Regions from separate parts of the Homo sapiens genome. Here region 2 is linked to region 1. The links are chromatin loops, found by intact Hi-C in ENCODE. Cell type or tissue: A673. All regions are shown on one strand.

Region 1 (8,000 bases):
GTCTCTACCAAAAATACAAAAAAATAAAAAAAATTAGCTGGGCATGGTGGTGCACACCTGTAGTCCCAGCTACTCTGGAGGCTGAGGCAGGAGAAGCGCTTGAACCCGGGAGGCAGAGGCTGCAGTGAGCCAAGATGGTGAAACTGTGCTCTAGCCTGTACGATAGAGACTCCATCTCAAAATAATAATAATAATATATTGATGAATATATTAGTACCAATTTGGCCACTTATTACCTCTGCTACCTTGATGAAGTCACAGCATCTTTTGGACCCCACTTTCTATAAAATGAATGGATGGATAATATCCTAATATAATGAGTAACAATTATTGACTGATGTGTCACGAATAGCTAACGGTTTTACATCCTCAATATCCTTTCATCTTCTTTCTAGTAACAGAACCCATCTTATAAATAAGAAAACCATTACGAGTCATCTGCACTGAGTTTGTGCTAGCACAATACCTTTCTCCCCAGCATTTTCTTCCCTTTCCCCCACCAAATAATTCTGATTTTCTTTCTTGAGTACTCATCTTCCCATTCTTAGTCATGTTCCAAGGTGAATGAATGGATTACATTTGGCTTAATACAGTTTCTGTATCCCATCCTCCAGGCCCCAGAGATGGGTTCAAGGGGAGACATGTGACCCAATGCCAGCCAGTCAAAGAGAGAGAGAGTGAATGCCAGAAATGATGTGGGAGCACTAAAAGAGATCTCCTCTGTAAATAGAGATCATATGGTGTAAGCTGTGAAATCATTTTGACCCTGTCAAGGGAGAACCTCAGTAGCCAGGGCCATGTATGGAACCTAACAATGAGGCAATGACATAGGACAAAGAGTGAGGAGACAGGAAGAAATCCGATGTCGCCCAGGCTGGAGTGCAGCGGCGCGATCTCGGCTCACTGCAAGCTCCGCCTCCCTGGTTCGCGCCATTCTCCTGCCTCAGCCTCCCGAATAGCTGGGACTACAGGCGCCTGCCACCACGCCGGCTAATTTTGTTTTTGTATTTTTAGTAGAGACGGGATTTCACCGTGTTAGCCAGGATGGTCTCGATCTCCTGACCTCGTGATCCGCCCACCTCGGCCTCTCAAAGTGCTGGGATTACAGGCATGAGCCACCGCGCCCGGCCGGTGCTACACATTTTTTAAATAGCCAGGTCTCTGGAGAACTCACTCACTATCACAAGGACAGCACCAAGCCTTTCGTGAGGAATCCACCCCCATGCCTCTAACACCTCCCATCCCGCCCTACCTCCAGCACTGGGGATTACATTTCAACATGAGATTTAGGAGGACTAAATACCCAAACTACATCATCTACTAAGGGGTCAAAAACAAACACAACAAAATAAAGAACTACCTTCATTAAAGCCCTCAAACAGTAAGCCCATCTCATTCCATGGTACATTATGAAGTCACATCTTGTCCCATCAGCTTTCCCCTACTTTGTCAAAATAAAAAAAAAACTTCAGTGGATTGAGGGTATGATTGCAGTTTTCTCCTGTACTGCCCACTTATTACTGCCTAGACACTAGACAGCATTTAGAGCTGGCCCTAGTTTCTTCACTCCTTTCAGATGGAGTCATCCCCTGTAGCTCCAAGAGGCAAGAGTAAGGGTTTAGTATAAGCAATCGGACCCAGTCCTGCTCCTCAGGCCATGAAAGTGTGTATATCCAATGGAACTCTTAGAGTACTAGTTTCCTATTGCTGTTATTTTAAAAAAAATTACAAACTCAGCAGCTTAAAATAACACAAATTTATTCTCTTATACTTTGGAGACCAGAGGTCAACACGTGTTTTAAGGAGCTAAAATCAGGATGTTGGCAAGGCTATCCTTACAAAGGCTCCAGAGGCACATCTGTTTCCTGCCTTTTCCAGCTTCTAACAGCTGCAGCATTCCTGAACTCCTGGCAGCATCGCTTCAATATCCACTTCCATGATCACACAGCCTTCTCCTGTCTTTGACCTTCTTGCCTGCCTCTTATAAGGGCCATTAGGGTTATCTTCAAGGTCCACTGAATGATGTAGGATAATTCCAACTTACGACTCTTAACCACATTCTGCAAACTTTCTGCAACATCTGCAACATTTGCGGTACTCATGGGTTCCAGGGACTAGGATGTAGACATCCTTGGAGAACCCTAATTCAGTCTACTATCATGAGGACGGCCAGATTCCCACTGGACACTTGGTTGGAGATGAGTATTTAAAATATAGATCTAAAAATAATAAGCTAGACAGTTTTCTAGGTGGAGGGGAACAGGTATGTTTGAAAAACAGACATGCATTGTCATTTGTAGGAACAAGCAAATTTGCAACACGGTGCAATTAAGCCAAACACAAGAAAACCAGGCCTGAAATCAGGAAAAAAAAAAAAAAATAGGCTATAGTCCTCGTTCTGCCACTAACCAGCTCTGTGAGAGCTTATATGAATTATTCAACCTCTCTAAACCTGCTATACTGTCTATAAAGTGAGAGACTTGCTCTCCTGATAGTGCTATTTTGAATACAGAAATAAAATTCATGTAAAACAACTAAGCCCAATGCTTGGAATATAATAACCTATAAATGTTAACCATTTATATGATAGTAATGATAATAATAATAATAATTTCTGATTGTTCAACTTGTGAAATAAGTAACAATATTGGCCAGGGAGGTTTGAAATTTCTTAGGTTTTTGTTGTTTTGTTTTTAGTTTTGTTTTTAAAGCAAGACTAGAAAACTATTTTTCTCAGAGACTGCCATAATTTTTGGAAGTAAAAGAGATCATTTTTGCCTGAGGTCTATCTCTAGCAAACAAGAAGAAATTATTGATCCCCAACTTGTTATGCAACCCTGCACTCTTCATAGCAGGAGCTTAAAAGGACTAAGATGTGTTTTCCATCCTCAGGAGCCTTGCACTATGGTTAATATTGACGAAGCCAACTTATTTAAAACACAGAGCAAAATGACAGACAAGATCGAGTTGAGTCTAAATTATATAGAATGGTTTATAAGTGCAATAAAATTCCAGGAGAAAAACTGATTCACATGGGCTAAAGGAGTCAGGCAAGAGCACAGGCATAAACTAGAACTTGAAGAATGAATAATATTTAGATATACAGGAAGAGGGTAGTGGGAGCCTTAGAAACTGGGATGGGCAGAGGCAAAGGCTAGTGGCCAAAGACAGTAATCATATTAGCCTGGCACCACGCATGGGTATGTCAGAGACCAAAGAAAGAGACAAGTGCTAGAATTTAAAAGAAAAAAAATAGCATAGCAAAGGTTAAGCATAGATAGAGACTTTTGGAGTCAGAATATTTGGATCTAGATCAAGTTCTCACCCTTTGCTAGCTTTGTGACGTTGGACAATTCATTAAACTTCTCTGATCCTCAGCTTTGTAGCCTATAAAATCAGGTTGATAATGTTTACCTCATTGTATTGCTGTAAAAACCGAAGGACATAATGAATGGGAAGCATTCATTAATATCCCTTGCAGATATTAATAGTGTAATAAATGTCATTTACAGTAGCAGTAGTATTAGTAATAATAGTAGTAGAATAATAATTCCAGATTTTGGAATCATAGATATTCAAATATAAAAAGGGTCATAGAGATTCTTATTCATTCCCTGTAGTTAATAAAGAAGCTGAAGTCCACGCAGACTTTCACCGACACACTCAGAAGCCACTGTTGTTTCCACCACACCTGTCAGATTCAGCATTTCTACTCCAAAATATCTAGTTGTTGGTGCACTTGAATATGCTGAATTCGTGCTGATTTAGGAATCCTTTTTAAAGGACTGCTGAGTTTTAGCTGCCTCTAGTCAGAGAAAGGATATGAGAAAGCCAAATTCTGCAAATAGTTTTCACTCTGCATTAACCATTCCACCAAGAGTAGAAGAAACAAGACAAAGGCCAGTATGGGCTTAAATTCATGTGCCTGGTCTTCCTCCAGCCTACATTTTGTCCAGCCTTTCAGCTTAAAAAAAGAAAAGAAAAGAAAAGAAATCCACTTTGGTCTTCAGGGGTATAAACCAAGTCCATTAAAAAACTCTCATGCATGTTGGGTCTTTTTTTTTTTTTTTTTTTCAGAGCGCTCTGAAATTTCTCAGCCCTGGAAATATATGTAAAAATAATTTCACAAAACACTTAGTGTGATTCCTAATATAAACACTCTGAAATGCAGATTCTTAAATGAGTTGGTGCAGTAAGGGATGAGCAAACCATGTTCTTATACTGCCCCCTTCCGGCAAACGGCTGGAAGAGACAGCCTGCATATTTTGTGTTGAAGAAACTAGTTCAATTTCATTTAAAATAAAACTTCTTTTGTAATCTCTTTGCCCCAGCCCTGCTGATAGGCAGCTGTAGGTAATTTCTCTTGTTGCTTGAAAATGTTGCACAATATGAAAAAAACAATAATGTTAAAGACAAGACATCTTTGGTGCTCTAGAAGGGCAAGAAGTAGGGAAAAATTACTCAGCTGTATTTGTATCAAGCAGGCACATGGAAGCTGGGAAAAAAACAGAACTCCCTCCTTGGTTTTTGAGAATTGATGGTGTGAAATTTCCTCAGATGCCAAAATCAGCTAAAGCACAGGAAGACTATAAATATAAGGTAAACAGAAGGAATACCGATCCTAGCTTTCTTTCTTAGTAAGACAGAAATAAAGAAAGGCCAATTTCTACAATATTGTGGCTAGAGATCAATTTGTGAAATGAATCCTGGCCTCTGAAAGCTCTTCCTTCCTGAAGCATGAAAAAACAAGGCTTAAGAGATTACTTAGGCTGGCATAATCCCTCTTCATGCAGATACAGCCTGTTAGCTATGGTAAGATAGGCTATACTGTAGCAACAACCAGCCATAAAATCTCAGTGGCTTACACCAAGAAAAGTTTATTTCTCACACACATAAAATCACATGACCAGCCGGCGCGGTGGCTCATGCCTGTAATCCCAGCACTTCGGGAGGCTAAGGCGGGTGGATCATGAGGTCAGGAGATCAAGACCATCCTGGCTAACACGGTAAAACCCCGTCTCTACTAAAAATACAAAAAAATTAGCTGGGCGTGGTGGTGGGCGCCTGTAGTCCCAGCTTCTCAGGAGGCTGAGGCAGGAGAATGGCATGAACCCAGGGGGTGGAGCTTACAGTGAGCCAAGATTGCGCCACTGAACTCCAGCCTGGGTGACAGAGCGAGACTCCGTCTCAAAAAAAAAAAAAAAAAAAATCACATGACCAAGGCTCATGATCCTCATCACACTGTATTCTAATTGCCTACCTATTTGTTTCCACAGCAGACCATGATATTCTTTGGGTAGGAACTACGTCTATTCGTTTCTCTGTTGTGTCCCCAATACTTAGCACAACACCAGGCAAATAGAAGCTCAAAGAATATTTGTTCAATAAATGAAAGAATAAAGGATAGATAAAAAAGTGAAGCAAACTAAATACCTCTGGGCATCATTTCCAGGAGCTCTGATTTCTCCCTTTCTAAACTTCAGGTGCAGTCCGCCTAGCAAATGTCCATTTTACACTGGGGTTCATCCCTCTCTTCCCATAGGCTTCTGGCCATGGTGTCATGTCCATGTAACTTGTGTGATCTCTTTAAAGGTCTTCTTAGTGAGCCATTGAAAAACCAATGATGTGAATCAACAATGGTGGTAGGTAAATATTCTTAGCCACCAGGCTTTGTGGTGCTTGCATTAGGGAGAGGGTGATAGACGTAGAATACAGCCCACTGGAGCACTTAGGGATGGCTGCTCGGAGAACCACTTCACAAAATGGTACCAGTGCCAAGCACCAGAAATCAAAATGGAAATGCAAGACCCAGTGAGATCACAGGGGAGAAAGAAAAAGGGAAAACTTTTCCAGTTAGGGTTTAAAAAGAAAAAGAAAGTGGCACCTTAAGATGTGCTTTATATATACAAACATATATATATAAATACCTTACTACTTAATTACTACAACTATGGTAAGCAATCTGAGGGCAAGTAAAAGAAGCCTTGCCCTCAGACAGCTTACCAAAGTAGTAGTAATATGTGTATATATATAAATATATACATTTCCAAAAGTCTTACTAGCATAGTGGGAAGCCCAAAAAGATCCTTTTCCTTTTCCTCTCTCTTTTTTTGTTCTTTCTATGGCTCTCCATTTTCCACCTACCAAATGCTAACCAAATTACACGGTGACCAACTGTTTTGAATCCTCTTCCCTAAAGAGCTTACCATTTCCACCTGTTTTTTACCAAAGATCCTTTTAAACTATATGCTTTGATGGATACTAAGCTGGAAATTTTGGCTCTTTGTAGTCCTGAATCCTACATGCAATTATCAAAGGGCTTATGGATTACTATTTTTCACCTAAAGCAGATGAGGAGATGTGCTGTGGCATCGCAAATGCTAGGACATAAATGTTCTGAACCCTAAACCTTGCAGTTTAGCATTTATTGTACCAAGTACAATACCGAGCTTATCTATGTATACAGTTTTAGAAAAGGAGCAATTCTATGTACTTGGAGATTAAAGATTGGTTTACAATTTGTATTAAAACAAAGAGCTGCTGGTCCCAAATCCTTTCTCCTTCCTGGCCCCAATAAATCTGATTCTTGCCTCCAACAGAGGATGCCTTCCCTGCCCCTACCCTGTGGTTAGAGAGAGAACTGCACTGTCATGGGGCTTATATTTGCCTGACCTTTTGCATACTCATATTAGGCAATGATGACTATTTCAGGACTGCAGAATACTAAGTGAAGAACAGATAGATTATATAGTGTGCCTCCTAAGTGGCCTGTTGCTATGGTTTCCCACTGAAAGAACAGAATTCTCGCCATTAGGTTATCTGAAATCTGCAGGACTGCACCAAAATGTTTCTGCAGAGAAGAGGACTGTCCGTTAAACACAGCTCCATCTGATCAAATCCAGTCTCAGATCAGCAGGGAGCATAATAATGGAAGCATGACTTCAGCAGTAGGATTTGCAGGACATTTGTGGGACTGAAACTGAGGCATTGCCCTCTGTTGATGAGTGACCTTTCCTATATTTGTTATCTATGTCCTCTATGCCAAAAAGTTATTGAATCTGAACCACCTGGGCATGAAAATGGGAACACAATGCTCCTGTACTTAAAACCCTCCAAAGGCTTTCCATTGCTCTTAAGATAAAAATCCAGATCCTCTTGAGTGCCTTGCAGTTCTCTGCATGGTCAGACCCCAACTGCTTCTTTATCCTCACCTCACCCCACTCCATTTATGCCTTCTGACAGGACTCTCCATTTTCGTTTTATAGCACTTATCAACATTAGAAATTAACTGTAGGTTTTTGTGCTTCTTTAATATATATCTACCCCATTAAAATAGAACTTTAAAGTCATGGGCTATGTCTTTGTTATCTTTGTTATATCCCCAACACCTACTATAAAACTTGGCACATTCTATCCTCATTTAATTAGCAATTAGAGGACTGAATGTCTACTTATTCATTGAACAAGTAATAAACTGAAAAAAAAATTTAAAAGAAGATTTGCCCTCAGATTGCTTATGAATACAGTACAAGGAAATATGTCTGGGTAAACAAATAGCTATATACCAATGAAACAGCAATTTCTTGTTATCTCCTGGAGACCTGGTGCTGACCATGATGGGTAAGTAATGCCCATGCCTTTAACACAGGTGTGCTAGACACATGTCTGAAGGACATGCTAAAAGGTAACTCAACCAGTCTAGTAGTAACTCTTAGCTCATCAAAAACCTTCAACCACAATAAAAGAAGCCCAGAGATTCTATAAGGGAGACAGAAAATACTTTGAAGGGTATTTATAGGGATAGAGTGACATTTATCCCCTCTCTCTCCTCAAGCCACCTGAAAGGTTGGCAAGAGAATTCCTTAGGGAGATGGGAGAAGAGAAACCCAGAGTGTGTGGAGAGAAGAGGAGGTAGGTACTCACATAGAAATGTAGCTGGACCAGAGTCCTCTTAAAAAGACTCTTGCTCTAGGATGAAGGGAAGCCAGCAGTGTACTGCC
Region 2 (8,000 bases), 1.1 Mb before region 1:
GTATATGTAAATATATATATTCATGTAAATGTCGATGTGTACATGTATATACATGCATATGTATATACATGTACATGTATATACATGCATATGTATATACATGTACATGTATATACATGCATATGTACACACACACAGACACACACACACCCTTACCCACACAATGAAATATTATTCAACCTCAAGAAAGAAAGAAATCCTGTTACTTTCACCAAAATGGACGAAACTTGAGTTCCTTATATTAAATGAAATAAGCCAGGCACAGAAAATTAAATACTGCATTATATCATTTGTATGTGGTAAGTCAAATTCATAGAAGCAAGAGTAAAATAGTGGCTGCCAGGGTAGGGTGGGGGATTGCGGAGATCCAACAATGGTGATCAAAGAAAAGAAACTATCAGTTATACAGGATGAGTAAGTTTTAGAGATCTAACGTACAGCATGGTGACCATAGCTGGTAAAATGTATTGTATACTTGAAATTTGCTAAGAGAGTAGATCTTAAGTGTTCTCACCACACACACACACACACACACACAGGCACACACAAATGGCATCTATACAAAGTGATGGTTATGTTAATTAGCTTGATTGTGGCAATCATTTCACAATGTATACATATATCAAGACATCACCTTGTATACTTTAAATACATGCAATTTTTATTGTCTTCAGTTATATCTCAATAAAGCTGAACAAAAAGATTATGAAAAATGGGGGGATGGGAAACAGGACCCTAAGGTCATAGAACAGAGGAGACAGCTTCTCTTCAGTAGGGGTGATAGGAGTGTCAGGGAAAGACACTGACCTACAGGGAAACCTGAGACAAGGATGCTTCCAAATTTCTCAGCAGGGAGGGATACAGGAGAGGAGCCACAGAAATGGAGGAGGAATGCATAGAGAAGAAAAAATGATTTCTCCCCCAGGACAAACTTCACCTCACTTCCAATCAAGCTGTTTTCAGAAAACACATGGGATGCAAAATCCAAGCCCTTTTGTCTTTCTCCTTCTTCAAATAAAAAGCAAAATAGGCATTAACACGCAAAGGGGTCACAAAACCTCAAGTTTTTGCCCATCTTAGAGGCCCTGCCTCTAAGGGAGGATGAGAGAAGCATAATAATTTGACACTCAGTATTGTTGGTTAAAGAGAATGTTCTACCCACAGACAGCCTGAGATATGGCCAGAGTCCTCTTTAAAATTAAAGTCTAAGAGACTGAAAACTTCCTGAAGCAGTTTCCAAACAAAATAAATAGGCAGGTGTTTATGCCACCCTGATTTTGTTTAGGATTTGCTAGGTGACTACTAAACATTTTATTTAAAAAAATTACTTTTGCCATGTAAGAAAACTTAATGATTTTTCTAAAACTGAAAAGTTCACTGCAGTCTCATTGAACTATTCCTTAAAGAACAGTCCAGGACAGCAAGCTAAGCTGCCAAGTGATGACAGTCGTGATAGCCCACAGCTCTGAGCAGGGAGGTAAGGGGAGCGGTGTCAAGTTAAATCTGTCAGAAGAAGTTGAGAAACCTGATAAAGGTATAAAATAGTCAGGATGCAGGAGAAGGGAACCCAACTTCTCCATTAAAAAAATAGCTTCCCTTTAAGAAACCGAAAGAGATATGAGGAACAGCAGCCACCTTGGGGCACCACTTCTAGGTTGATCTACCTGAAATCTGTTTAAGCAAAAACATAATGAGCACTTACACTTGTGTGCTAGAATTAAAAAGGCATCACCTGAAAATAATGTTATTGAGCATTTTTTATATTGCAAGGCACTGAAATAAGCACTTTATGTTAACTAACATTAATCTCCAAAACAAATCTATCAGGTTGGTATCATTATTCATATTTGTAGGAAACTGAGGTGCATAGAGTAACATATGAGCAGATGCATGTGAGGATGCAGGTTGGCCTAAATCCAGACAAGTGCACTTTGAACAATGACACTTAGGTTAAATCAATAAAGGAGCAAAGACACCATTGATTCTCATTATTTGTGGTAGTTATGCTATATAAAGTCATTCTAAAAAATGTAATTAGCAAAGGCTGAACCATTGCTTCTGGGGGAAATGGAGGGTGAAATTTCTACAAACCTCTGGTCACAACATTTTCTTTTTCTTTTTTTGGGGGGAGTTGGGGGTGGGGGGCAGTGTTTCACTCTTGTTGCCCAGGCTGGGGTGCAATGGCACAATCTCAGCTCACTGCAACCTTCACCTCCTTGGTTCAAGTGATTCTCCTGCCTCAGCCTCCCCAGTAGCTGGGATTACAGGCACGTGCCACCAGGACTGGCTAATTTTTGTATTTTTAGTAGAGATGGGGTTTCGTAGAGATGGGGCCATGTTGGCCAGGATGGTCTCAAACTCCTGACCTCAGGTGATTCACCTGCCTTGGCCTCCCAAAGTGCTGGGATTACAGGTGTGAGCCACCATGCTTGGCCCACATTTTCAACTGATAAATATATAACCTTGTTTTACATGTTTCTATTTACAGAAAACTCATGTAATACACCATTGATGCATTAACACTGAGCTTATGGCCAATAGCACTATAGCTTCCATCTATACACACATTTTCTCCCTTATCATACACACATTTTCTCCCTAAGACACATCACAGCCTTCTTACTCTTAGGAACACTACACAGCACTTTAGCACTCTGATTGGGGGCCATTTTAATGACAAAATCATCAACAGAAAGTCAAAAATGGGAAAAATGTGGCACTAAATTGACCACTAAAAGAAAACTTGTTTACAGAATGAGAGCTGAAACAAAATGGAAGAGTTCAATCTCATTTGGGAATGTGAACTTCTGGTAACAAATTTTTCACTGGACTTTTCGCATCTCCAGTGACTGTAAAAGTGCTGTATCAATTTGGGGATTACATATCAATTTTGGAGAGTAGGTGAATTCATAAATACAGAATTCAAGAATAATATTGATGAACTATGTGCATTCTGCCCATCCCCATAGCCTGGTACAAATAATGTTCTGGAGAGCAGAAAAGGGGAGAAGGATGACAAGAAAACCGGAAAGAGAGGCTCAATAGAAAGGAAGATCTATGTTGCTGACATCCTTGGTTTTAGTAGCTCAGTTTTTGCAGGATTTCTTCTCTTGAGGGTCCTGTGTTGTAAGTAACTGACAGGCTTATTTCCTGAAGCAGAAACCCTGCATTCCTTGGTCCCCTCTTGTGTTTTCCAGATCTTTCAGAAATGAGGACTTGACTTGTCCCGTCTCTAATTCCTTGGCAAATCCAGGAGTGCTGTTTCTCAACACAGTCATTATTGTGTTGATACTGTTTTCAGTCTTTCCCATATCTCATTACCCTTATTCAGAAATGATCTGATCACCTAATGCTTCATTTTAGAAACTCATCTACACAAATGAACAAAATGCATTACTTAAACTGATTTATCTACTGAGGTTAAAGAAACCCAGGGGTAGGTGTGGCATTTAAGCAATCCTGGAATAAAGATGACACCCCCAAATGATGGCTCAGGACCTTACCTCTCTCTCGAACTCAGCTCTCTTTTACTGTGCTAACCCACACTCAGAGAGTCCCTGTGGTCACCCAATGGCAAACAGAGACAACAAAGGCAAAATCTTTCCAACTTCAGCTCAAGAACAAAGATGTGGACCCCTTTTCTGGTATTCTTAACAAAGACCTTAGAACTTACCTGCCGTTATTTAAACTGTACTGATTGAAATCTGCATGTGTTCATCCTGATTCACATAAACTGAGACTGTTTGCATGAGGGAGGAGCATCTCCCAGTGACAACTGAGGGGTTTTTTAGAAGCCGGACTCCTCTGTGTAGGCAAACACAAATGAATGCTACATAGGTGAAGTGAGGTTCATCTGCCCTGCAAGCTGGCCTCAGAGGAGTTACTCTTTTCCAGAGGATCTGTCTGTAAGTCCTGAGCAGCCCCTAACGGTCAGTAGTGGCCAGATGAGGGCAGTAGAGAGAGAAGACTCAGTGACAGCCTCAGACCACAGGAAGCTATGATGGAGTGCTCATTGCTCTGGGTACATGTCAGAAAATGCGAGGCTGATTTGAAGCTTCCTGCCTGTACCCACTAGGGCATTATGACTGTCACGCACAACTGGCTTTCTGCTCCCTGAGGATTCTCTCTGGCTGCCAGAGCCTGCTCTCCCCAAACCTCTGGCAGGTTTGAAGGGCCAGAGAGTTAACACTCCTTGGGAGCAGCTCCCTGCCCCACACCCCTCGCCAGTGTACCCTCCTATGGGTTGACTCTGAGGCACATGTGCCACACTGACTTACAGCTTCATCCTAGTGGGGATGAAAATCCAGTGAATTGGAGAAACAATGCACTTTCCTTCTCTGTCTCACTCCCCTGCTCCTCTGCCAGTGCCTCTGGGATCACCTCCCAAATAAACCACTTTCCTTGAACCTTGTCTCCCTGTCTGCAAATGCCCATATGGACCATGATGGCATAGGATCCAGGATTTTAAATATTTTTGCAAGAATGCATATTTTCTGTTGCTGTGTTCTCTCTACTATAGAATAAAAATCAAGGAGGGGATGGATAATCTCCATGCTGGGAAATCCACTGTTAACATATTTTCTAGAAATAAATGAAAAGAATATATATTTATGAAGAAAAATGTAAATAGCATGATAGTATAAAATATAAAAACTAAATTTGTATTTTCTCACCTTCTTCCAATAGTAAATTCTGATTAATTCTCTTGTAATTCCTCCCACAAAAAAGAGAATATACAGATAAAGCAAAAGATAAAAGAGGAGAGAGTGTCAGAGAGAGGTACAGAAGGAGAGAGCATTTGCAAAGCTTTCGGTATAGAGCTGGTTACTAAATAAATCAGTGTCCTTAACACTTTCTTCAAACAATAATTATATGTTTGAATATACTTCAAGTAACAGAACCTGCACTGTAAATAAACATATATACAGGCATGTTTAAATGATGATGTCGGTCTGGCTGCTGGATATGCCATAGACTAACTCAGTTAACTCACCAATAAAAATTCAAATGAAGTCCTCTTTGCTAATGAATAAAAATGAGCAGCACTAAAATTTAATTACATCCCTACAAGAATATTTTGTGTCTGAAGTAGCCAATATTTTTACAAAGTGAGCTAATTAAAATATTAAATAAAATATTAAAATAAGTAGACAGTTTTGAATATTTCTGATTAAGTTACATTTGTTCTTTGTACATTTTTCTAATACAAATGGTGGAAATTATAGAATATAAAACTCCAATTAATCTTTCCTTCCTTGAATGGAAACATGATTCAGAAGTTAACAGCATTGATAGAATCTAAGCATTTTCCTAATGAAAAACAAATCTTAACAAAACATCAGTACAGTATGTTCAGTATGAAAGAGAATATAGGCTGGGCACTGTGACTCATGTCTGTATTCCCAGCACTTTGGGAGGCTGAGTAGAGAGGATTGCTTAAGGTCAAAAGTTCAAAACTAGAGTAAGCAACATGGTGAGACCCTATCTCTACAAAAAAATTTAAAATTACCCTGGGGTGGTGGTGCACGCCTGTTGTCCTAGCTACTTGGGAGGCTGAGGCAGAAGGATTGCTCAAGCCCAGGACTTCAAGTCTACAGTGAGCTATGATCGCTCTGCTGCATTCCAGCCTGAGCGGCAAGGGAGACCCTGTCTCCAAAATAAATAAATAAATAAAATAGAATATAGTTTTGCTTTGGTTATCCTTTTATTTACCAAAAAAAACAAAGAAAACTGAAGTTTTGTTCCATGTGAACTTGAAAACTGTTCTAGACTAAAGATGGTGGCTCATGCCTTTAACCCCAGCCCTTCGGGAGGCCAAGTCGGTAGAATCGTTTGAGGCCAGGAGTTTGAGACCATCCTAATAAACATGGGGAGATCCTGCCAATATAAAAAATTAATTAATTAATTAATTAAATTAGCTGGGTGAGGTGACACTCACCTGTAGTCTTAGCTATTTGAAAGGCTGAGAAGGGTGTTTGAGCCCTTGAGTTCAAGGCTATGGTTAGCTATTATGGCACCAGTGCACTCCAGCCTGAGCAACAGAGCAAAACCCTGCAGCTAAAAAGTAAAAGCAAAGCAAAGCAAAGAGAATTGTTTTGAACGGTCTGATTTTCTGATTTGTCATTAATTAAACAATTTAAGAAGTAGCACCTTAGCCAGGCATGGTATCTCACACCTGTAATCCCAGCACTTTGGGAGGCTGAGGTGGATGGATCACTTGAGGTCAGGAGTTTGAAACCAGCCTGGCCAATATGGTGAAACCCCATCTCTAGCAAAAATACAAAATTAGCAGAGCATGGAGGCACATGACTGTAATCTCAGCTACTAGGGAGGCTGAGACAGAAGAATCGCTTCAACCCGGGAGGCGGAGGTTGCAGCCAGCCAAGACTGCATCACTGCACTCCAACCAGGGCAACAGAGTGAGACTTTGTCTCAAATTTAAGAAAAAAAAAAGAAGCAGCACCTCAAAAAAAAAAAAAAACTTTTAAGGGGAGCGATAAATACACTTATGCTTACGAGCATGTGCACATATGTGCACACACCCATAAACCCAATAAATATGACTGAAGATGGTAAAGAAATTAGGTTAGGAAAAAGTATTTTCTATCTAATACTACAGACAAATGGCTTATATTATTAATATACAAATGGCTGTTCTAAGACAAAAAATATTAAAATTCAGGTAGAATAAATATGAGTAACAACCAAACATAGTTAAAAGGAAAGTAATTTTAAAATTTTTGAAAAAATGTTCAATCTGACTTAAAATATTTTTTAAAATACCATTTAAAGCCACATACTGCCATTTCAACTGCCTGATTGGTAAAGATAAAAAAGTCGTTCAGTAAATCTACAGCTTCCTCGGGGTATTGGGGAAGCAGGAACACTCACCTTTGATTGGTGTGGAGGATACATGATTTCAATGTCCTTAAGATAAATTTTTCAGTAATTTTAAAAACTAGAATGTTTATAAAGTTTCTAAAGATTTACTCAAAATATATACTCACTGATATGAATTGAAGAATGTCATCAAAGCATGTTAGTGATAGCAAAACACTGAAAAGAAGAAAAATACACATCAATCATTCCTGGTTAAGTAAGTTATGCAGAGTAATACAACGGAAAACTATGATATATAAAGAACTAGGTAATTTTATTTTGTTGATCCAGAACTTTGAATATCTTTTTTTTTAAAAGTAAGAAGAAGAACAATTTGTAGTCTGTTAACATTTGTGTTAAATGTTAAGTGCTCCATGTCCCTCTGTTATTCTACATGCATAGACAACTTCAAATTGTATTCAAACATCAGGACAGTTGGTGGTCTTTGAGTAGAGGGACTGGGTGGCCAGGGGTCAGAGATGGGAGAAATGGGTGTGTTTTTTCCTGCATTTATCAGTCACTTCAATAATAGCTTTGGGAAAATACTTGGACAGACTTTCCCATTCTGATGTTATTAAGGAAAAAGAAGCCTAGGGTCAATGGCTCAACATCCATAATTCCAACATTTTGGGAGGGCAAAGCAGTAGGATCACTTGAAGCCAGGAGTTTCAGATCAGCCTGGGCAACAAAGCAAGACCCTGTGTCTACTACTTAAAAAACAAAACTCTTAGCCAAGTGTGGTGGTGGGCATCTGTGGTTCCAGCTACTCAGGATGATGTGGGAGGATTGCTTAAACCCAGGAGATTGAGGCTAAAGTGAGCTGTGATCATGCCAACTGACTGCAACCTGGGTGACAGAGAGAAACCCTGTATCTTCAAAAGATTAAAAGAAAAGAAAAAGGGAGGGAGAGAAGGAAGGAAGGAAGGAAGGAACGGAGGGAGGGAGAGAGGGAGGGAGGGAGGGAGGGAAAGGAAATATAGTAAAATATTCCCTGTTGGCTTTTTTATGGCATTCCTTGTCCACATTTAAATCTTTGAGTTGACTGATATTTTCATGTCTTCTACAGGTTCTTGAGTGGCCTACAGATTAAGGAGAAGAAACAGCACATAAACAGAAACACA

What was found. A loop is a pair of places that touch in the nucleus more often than their neighbours do. Peaks named below come from ENCODE experiments on the same cell type or tissue, not always from the same donor. Only the 100,000 strongest peaks of a DNase experiment are listed, where the experiment ranks them.
Region 2: a loop joins it to region 1, with 4 times the contacts of the local background. A loop is called at or near these places in 7 of 110 quality-filtered maps.

What each region holds. Positions count from the first base shown.
Region 1 is chr5:163,343,548-163,351,547 of GRCh38, forward strand. The region is part of intron 1 of LOC105377700 (a long non-coding RNA gene); the gene reads right to left. Among named protein-coding and RNA genes, the nearest start is that of CCNG1, 90 kb to the right of the region's middle. In A673, CTCF peaks have their summits at 4,236 (motif pointing left) and 4,439; a DNase peak (open chromatin) is centred at 4,224; H3K27ac peaks cover 510 bases.
Region 2 is chr5:162,205,220-162,213,219 of GRCh38, forward strand. No RefSeq gene overlaps it. Among named protein-coding and RNA genes, the nearest start is that of GABRG2, 140 kb to the left of the region's middle. In A673, a CTCF peak has its summit at 3,938 (motif pointing right); a DNase peak (open chromatin) is centred at 3,972.